Linked DNA regions of Homo sapiens: all the other regions are linked to region 1. Evidence: chromatin contacts called from ENCODE Hi-C or POLR2A ChIA-PET data. All regions are on one chromosome and are shown on one strand. Each heading gives the region's core, a stretch centred on a gene start or an enhancer-like site at or near the end of the contact. The rest is flanking DNA. Distances are from core to core; before and after follow the strand shown.

What was found. Hi-C counts contacts between places; a loop is a spot of excess contacts on that map. ChIA-PET counts read pairs that join two places held with the same protein, here RNA polymerase II (POLR2A). Pooled maps may share reads with other maps.
Region 2: a pooled map shows a loop between it and region 1 (2.1-fold over the local background). The contact joins two enhancer-like sites. A Hi-C loop is called at or near these places in 1 of 37 single-sample maps with no recorded cell type and 2 of 50 pooled maps. POLR2A ChIA-PET finds 5 or more read pairs at or near these places in 3 of 52 experiments (OCI-LY7, activated T-cell and activated naive CD8-positive, alpha-beta T cell).
Region 3: a loop to region 1 is called in a pooled map, with 4 times the contacts of the local background. The contact joins two enhancer-like sites. A Hi-C loop is called at or near these places in 7 of 50 pooled maps. POLR2A ChIA-PET finds 5 or more read pairs at or near these places in 3 of 52 experiments (GM12878, activated CD4-positive, alpha-beta T cell and activated naive CD4-positive, alpha-beta T cell).

Annotation. Positions count from the first base shown.
Region 1 is chr4:26,371,533-26,374,136 of GRCh38, forward strand. All of the region lies in intron 1 of RBPJ (recombination signal binding protein for immunoglobulin kappa J region), which reads left to right. Among named protein-coding and RNA genes, the nearest start is that of RBPJ, 52 kb to the left of the region's middle. RefSeq lists enhancers at 838-1,338, 1,514-1,563 and a silencer at 1,135-1,429. Within about 2 kb of position 1,284, at least 5 of the 41 ENCODE cell types and tissues checked have a DNase peak (open chromatin) inside an H3K27ac peak, as active enhancers do; they include OCI-LY7, where a contact is called at or near this core.
Region 2 is chr4:26,883,360-26,885,963 of GRCh38, forward strand. The region is part of intron 1 of STIM2 (stromal interaction molecule 2); the gene reads left to right. Among named protein-coding and RNA genes, the nearest start is that of STIM2, 24 kb to the left of the region's middle. Within about 2 kb of position 1,297, at least 7 of the 41 ENCODE cell types and tissues checked have a DNase peak (open chromatin) inside an H3K27ac peak, as active enhancers do; they include OCI-LY7, where a contact is called at or near this core.
Region 3 is chr4:26,074,771-26,077,374 of GRCh38, forward strand. The region is part of intron 1 of LINC02357 (long intergenic non-protein coding RNA 2357); the gene reads left to right. Among named protein-coding and RNA genes, the nearest start is that of LINC02357, 5.3 kb to the left of the region's middle. RefSeq lists an enhancer at 162-241. Within about 2 kb of position 1,306, at least 4 of the 41 ENCODE cell types and tissues checked have a DNase peak (open chromatin) inside an H3K27ac peak, as active enhancers do.

The DNA.
Region 1 (2,604 bases), core at 34-2,533:
TTTTTTTTCTCAGCACAAATACAGTGGTATGACATTTTCTTCATTGCTAGGTTACTTAGTTATAATTCTTTAGGAGTCTGAATTTGAGTGATCTCTACAGCTGTTAACACAGATTTCCCTGGTTTATTTCACCTTATGCTATTGCTTCATATTCTCAAATTGGAATATTACAGTATTTCATCCTTGGGATTCAACAGTTTTGGTTTGCTGAGAAATCAATTACAGGTTAAGAAGTGATTTCTTTGAAACATTAAATAATGATAGGTGGTTTGTTTACTGGGAAAAGAGAATAAATGTTATCAGTGAATTGGGATAAAGTCATTATTTTGGAAAGGCAAAGAATATAAGTAGTTTATGGAACAGAATATGGCTTCCTTATTTGTTTTATATGTGGGGCTCATTATCTTTAACCTTTGTTGATCATTGTAGAGTCAGGAATGAGGGAAACCCTCACCTTGTGGCTTTCCGACCTTCGTTTTTCCTTTTTAAATTAGAAATAATGCTGCCTCTCAGGATTGTTAATGATACTTAAATGAGAATACACATAAGGAGATGTATTTTGTCTATTGCTGTCTCGTTTACTTTGCTATATGAAGCCAGTTGAGGAAGCTACAGGTATAAGTGGCAATGAGACTTCATCTAATCTTACAGATTTAGAGAATGGAGATAGAGAAGATAATTTGGAAATCCAGTTGATGGAATTTGTTAGTGAACTGCCTGTGGTGGAAGGCAAGATGAGGGAGGAGATCAGTAATACTAGTGCTGTAGACAGTAGAGACACCACATGACTTTAGGAAACATGCCTGTGCAGAAGTTGGTGAGAGGAGGAATATTAAGAATTAAATAGCTACAGTGGAGCTCATCTTTAAAGAAAAACTAGTCTCTTGTTTCTTAATTAAGCAATTTGACGTAGGGCGATTGACTAGACAGTTAACTAGTAAATTAACTGTAACACAACACCTTTGCAGCTTGTACAATTTGAGTTCATACATAGCATAGCAAAGTATCAAGTAAATACATAACATGAATGACTCAAAACTCTGAAAATCGTGTCCACTTCCTAGGGGCCTTGTTCTTGTCTTCTGCATTGCCACCCCGACTCACTCTCTCAAGGCTTTCCCTCCTATACTAGTGTTTCCATAAGTTACTGATGATGTGTACTTTAATCAGTGCTTGGTGATCTGGCCAGTCTCAATTCCAAACCTTTCCAAAGGCAAACATTGTCAGATGTTTGTAGAAGCATTAATGAGCTTGTAGTATTACCCAAGGCAAAGCAGCTTGCAGTTAGATCTTGCACCATCAAGCCTTGTGCTCCTGTGCTGTTTTTTTCCCTTTCAGAGCCTCATGGCCTCCTGTGAGGCTTGAGTGAGCAGATACTAGCTGGTGGGCCTGCTCTTTTGGTCCTAGCAATGCAGGAAGGCAACGTGACAGCTTAATGGCTCAGATACACGTTGGCAGAAAGCCAGTAAGCTTTGTATTGTGGTTAAGACCGCTTCTTCAAAGTGGTTTTCATTTTTACCACAAATGTAGGTTTGATCATTATAATGTAAGTTACAATTCAAAAGAAGAAATGTATTGCTTTGTATTAACACTCAAGCAAAAAAGGCATTTCCTTTTTCATGTAATGGTGTTACATAAAATGTTTTGGAAATCTCTTCTCCCCCATTCTGAACATAGGAATTTTGATTCCCATCATTTTATTTTAGTTTATTGCATTATTTTTAAACTCGTGTAGAATATCTACAATGTCCTATTTTATATGTGTTTAAAAGTGGCAATTGTCATCTTTAATTTTTTCCTTAGGGGCAGGCTTCTCTGAAGTAGCTTAACCCCTTATAAACCTGACTGATGGTCTTTCCTTTGTGCATTAGGCCTTATTCTGAAGGGCTCCATAAATGCTCTGGTCTCTGTTATTGAAAAGGAAAGATGCACTGCTGGATTCAAGTACATGAAAATACCAAACTGTGTGTCAAAGGCTTGGCTGCTAAGAAATTGGCCAAACATGGTTTGATGGAGGCTGGACTGGTACTGTGTCTGTGTAATTTCTACCAACAGAAAAAAGAACACAAAACCTCTTCATTAAATGGAACTCTATGTAGATTCATGTTCTTTTTCAATTTAGAAAAAAAGCGTTCTTTGCAGAATTCTGATTGATAGTGTAAGCCGTACATTCAGAAGACTGTCACAGTCCCTACTGCAATTGTAACATAGTGCTCTTGTGCAGGAAAAATGCAAGAGAAATTGTTTCAGCATCAGATTTATGACATACATATATGTGCACACACAAGTGTCTTTATGTGTGTATGTATGTAGTCAAGGTGTGGCACCCATAACAGATGTCTTTAGATTTCCTGAATTTTGTGTTTACAGCTTTATTTTTTACTTTTTTTTTTTTTTTTTTTTGGAGATGGAGTCTTGCTCTGTCACCCAGGCTGGAGTGCAGTGGCACGATCTTGGCTCACTGCAGCCTCCGCCTCCTGGGTTCAAGCGTTTCTCCTGCCTCAGCCTACTGAGTAGCTGGGCTTACAGGTGCCCGCCACCGGCTTACAGGCGCACACCACCATGTCCAGCTAATTTTTGTATTTTTAGTAGAGACGGAGTTTC
Region 2 (2,604 bases), core at 47-2,546, 510 kb after region 1:
TATCTTTCAAGGTCATGGTAAGGATTAAATTGGAAACATATGTATGCACATATATACCTGTCTTATATTGTATATAATTTGGTGTTCAGTGAATTAGGTATTTTTTTCCCTTGGAAAACAGAGGGATTGGCACAATGTCTTGGAATTACTGTATTATAGAAACACAGGAATGAGGTATATTAGTATATGCTGGGACATTGCCTGAGGTGCCGAAAGTGTATAATAAGTTACATTATGGTGGGCAAAGCAGTTTAACAGATCCATTCTTTGTAACACAGCTGCAGTAAAAATAGAATTGTATAATTAAAATAAGATATGAAAAGACTCTTTGAAGGTTAATTTAAAAATGAAAATTTACTGCTGTGTTTATTAATCTCTTTGAAGGAGACTTAATGCTGTATCAAATGTTCCTTTTGTAATTGACAGAAACAAAGCACCATGTACAGTGTTAGAGTGTGTAGCTGTGCTGAGTGAGCCATGTAAATCTGCAAGGTTATGTATTTTGGTATGATGGTGATAGCTTATTTTCATATTATATAGCCATGAAATTGATCCTCAGCATTTATCTTAGTCTTTGAAAAGTTACTGTGAACAGTAGTATTATCAGATTGTTACCTGATTAATACGTCACAAATGGATGAGCCTCTCAGCAAACCAAGGAAGTTATCTCAAATGGGACTGAAATAATGGTATTAGATACCTGAGTTCCTTATATTTCTCTGGAAAAGAAGGTGCTCACTGTAGAACTCACCCAAATGCAAGTTGGGCTTGAGAGTTACAGGCAATCATCTGTATAACGAACCAGTTCCTGCAAACAGTCCTGAGCCCCTTCGATGTGGGAGACTGTGTGTGCCTGGTTAGGAAGGTGAAAAAAATGAAATAACATGTGTTCTCCAGTAAAAGAGACTTAGGCCATTTTAGTCAGGGTGAACAACATACCCACTTAATAGGGTTGTTGTGAGCAATAAAGATCAGTATAGGAAAATGTTTAGTACAGTGTTTGCCACATAATAACTCTTAGAAAGCATTAGCTGTTACTGTATTTTAAAATCCTACAGTTTCCTTCTATGATGATGCTCTGCTCGAAATGGTTATTTAATTCTTAAACCTGTTTGTAATAAAGGTTTAGAAAAGAACCAGAATAGGGCTGGAGTGTGACTTACTGCTTCTACTGCAACTGCTTTAGGAAATTTAAATATAAAGAAAACTAACAGGAAATTGTGTCGTTGTATAGGCAGGGTAATGTACAAGCTATTTTAAGAAGGGGCTCTTTGCATTTCAGTGTTCATCTGTCAGTTGGCTGTAGTAGAAACACCCTGTTTATTTAGCACCATTGGGGGATTAAGTATCCCACATGAGTGAACAGCCATTTATTGAGTACTTACGTATATCAGGCAACTGTTCTGAATGCTTCACATGAAATAACTCATTTAGTCCTCACAAGCTTATGGGGTAGATCCGTATCTTATAGGTAATGTAACGGAGACCCAGAGAGGTTAAACACGAGTTCACAGAACTGGCAAGTGGGTGAGACAGAATTCTCACAACAAGATTCACATCCTTAACCAGTACTCTTGCCTCTTGAGTAATTGAACCTTGACTCCTTTGAATTATAAAACTTGCTTTATTTCAAACATTTTGGAGTCAAATTATTTCTAAAACGTGTGACTTATTTCTCTACTTTCTTAATCAGAATGTATTGGGTACAGTTAATGGGTACAATATTAGGGTTAGTACACATGCAAAAACACAGATACTCTTAAGGATTGTTGATTTGTGTTCCACTGTTCATGTTCAACCTTATTTTTCATGGTTTTGAATTGCTGTAATATCTAGTTTTCCAAAAGCTTTTTACTTAAATACAGTATAACAGTACAGGAAAGGGCTCAAATCATCAGTATACAGCTCATTTCAACCATTTTTAACAAAGTGAATACTCACATGTTATTAGCACCCAGATCGAGAAACATAATGTTGCCTTTACCCAGAAGTCCTTCATGTCCTCTTGAAATCAGTATGTGCCTTTGCCTAAGGTTAACCACTGTCCTTACTTTAATACCATAGATTTGCTTCCCTATTTTTGAATGTGAATAAATGGAGTCATCAGCATATGATTGTATCAGCTTATTTACTGGACAGCTGTCATTTTATTTTTTGGTATCTGCTAAGACTGGAAAATAGGGGTATCAAGGCTTGAATTGTAAATCTTGATGGTATGAAGGATCCTCCTTTAACTAAAGCATGTAGGATTTTAATGTGTGATATTTGTGACATAGTTTTCATTTCTGACTATTTTTTCAGGTTTATGTTTTGCCTGGGTGAATTCAGAATGTAACTTTCAGATATACAAATTGTTTACCTTGGTTACCAGGCTATGTAGTTTATAAGAGCAGTAAAACTGAAAATATAGCATTCAGTGCTAGTTGTATTATGAGAATGAAGCCAAATTTAGCACCTCAGGTTATATATATATATATATATATATATATATATATATATATATATATATATATATGTATATGTCTATTCATGTAAATATGCAGTGTTGATTTATCCTAATTACTGAGACATTCCATTATGGCTTATTGAAAATTACATATAAAC
Region 3 (2,604 bases), core at 56-2,555, 300 kb before region 1:
TGGAGATGTATTTAAGGTAAACAAATGTGAAAAGGGGAAGCACAGACGCCCATCCCCTACACCCACTCACGGCCAATGCACCATCTCAGCAGAAATGTTTCCAAAGAAATGTTTCACAAAGCTTTCGGGGAAGGCCAAGGGCTCTTTCACAGTCTTGACATGCTTTTTCATTGTACGGCTCTTGAAATGAACAATAATTCGAAACAGATAATAATGAACTTCACACAGCAATGGATCAAAAGTGGAATTACTGAGCTCAGCATTGTCTAGTATAATTAGGCTGACATGCTGCTGAATCCAAATGGATGGCTTTCCGACCCCCACTTTTGCATGTGCACATTTATTTGCAGAAGAACTTTTAATGGGCAGAATATTACAAGATTTCTGGACCCCATGTGGTTTCAGTTCTAATCCAAACAGCTTACTTTCTTCTGAAACTCTGATTTTCCTTCCTCGCTTTCTTCTTTTTTTTTCTTTTGGCATCACTATTTTGGAAATTTCAAAGGAGAATTGGTTCCTTGAATGTGCATGGAAATATAAGCACATAAATCACATGCTGAATTTACTTAACAAGGAGCAATAATCCCACTGTCACTTCCCACTGAACAATGCCTTTTTAGGAAAAAATGCTGCAAATCCTTTAGAAGTCCAAATCCGATGCATCCAATCAACTCACTTTTTTAAATTCCACAAAATAATTTCTCTGTTTTAAATAGCTTATTAAACACAACAGCAATCAGATAATAGATATTTCTTAATTAGACCTAGCTTTAGATCTCTCTTCAATCATGGCAGACAGCAGACTAGCTAGTCACTTTATAGGGCCATAAACATTCATTTCAAAGTCTAATAATAGAGTGGTTTCCTCTATTCTCCCTCTAACACAAGGGCCAATTTTTGTCGAGTGAAAATCAGCCCATGTCTTACACAAGACATCTGTCCTCAAGATGTGACACCTAAAATGATAAAGCAGAAATATATCACCAAAGCCAACAACTTATAAAATTATGGCTAACAAGACTAGACAATCTTGTTGTTGCATCAACCACAAAAAAGAAAGAGAAAGGGCATTTAATATAGCCTTTATTAGTCACTTTATTAGTCACTGGTACCTGTCTTGAATTTTCCAAAGGCTCTAACAGAAGAATTAACTTGGCCCATTTACAGAACCACAGGCAGAAGATTCTGCACTATCAGGGATATCCATAGTGGTAGCAAGAACGATTAGCAGAATGTCTAGATGTCCCTAAGCAGACAGATTAATGCCGCCATCCTCAAGGTAGGCTCTGAGCTGCTAGCTAGAATGATATAAGGAGCTCTGGTTAATACAGAGAGAAGGTCCCAGCCAATAATTACTAGCATTGCTGGCCCCATCCATCCACATTAGATCCAGAGCGGAGAATGAAGTTGAACCTTAGAATCCTTCCCATTGTCATGCAAACAAATCTGTTAGATGAGATCTTAGAAGCATTGAGCAGCCCCCAAACCATAGAACTGCCAACCTTAGAGGTGGAAAATTGTAGAAGAGGAAACTGCAGCTGAAGGTGGTGAAATGACTCGCCTAAGGTCACAGAGAAACCACACCACCCTTCACCACTTGTGACTTGAATGGAAATAGTCTTTTTCTGACCAAAAAAAAAAAAAAGAGTGAGTACACTGTGTGTCAGCAAATGTTATGCCACATGCAGCTAGATCATTGCCCAACAAAGGAAATGTGGATTCACAGAACTAGCTTCCTACTTTGAACACTATTTTTCCTGTAATCGGGTAAGGCTGGGGGCAAATTCTGGTCAAACCCTACAAAGATAAAGGGAAGCTCCATGTTTATAGATGCATGAACTGTAGGCCTAGTGAAGACTTCTCAATCATTTATCAATCCAGTATTGATTGGGGCATGCCCAACATGGGGCAGGTGTTTTGGAAAATATAGAAAAAGCGTAAGACATAGCCTTTTCCCTTAAGAAAAATTTAAACAATGTAGATGATTCTTAGAGATCAAGTGCAAAGATTAGATATTGATGATGATCCCAAAAGGCATTCAAAGATGGGAGAAATCGCAGGGTTTTTCACAAGTCAAGGATGGCTTGACCGACCTGAGATCTGTAAGGGACCTTGAAATCTGGATTGTGTAGAAGGATAGATGTAGGGGAGAGAAAACCTGGGGATATCTAAGCAGGAACAAAATTTCTGAGGTTGGAATTAATATGGCCCCAGAAAGTCTGGTCAAGACACCTAAGTGGCCTAGAAGTTGGTTTTAAGGGCACAGTGAAAAACAACACTGAACCCCGAGGGAAAGCCATAACAAGTGACTCACCAAATCATTTGGCCAAAGCAACACCAAACAAAGCTCAAGAGTCAGACCCATTTCCTTGAAGACTCGTCTCTCTGGTATGCTAAGAAAAATTAAATTTGCAATTTTCGGATGTACATATGCCAGAATTATCAAAATGTCGTGGATTCTCCTTCATATCATGACTAATATCCTCACCTCTGTACAAAATAGAAAGTTGGCCTGAGCTGTAAGAGGAAGGATTGCCCCTTTCTACCACCGCTCCCCAAGAGGAAATTGACTAAATAGTTTTGGAAGCCATTTCTAGACCCACA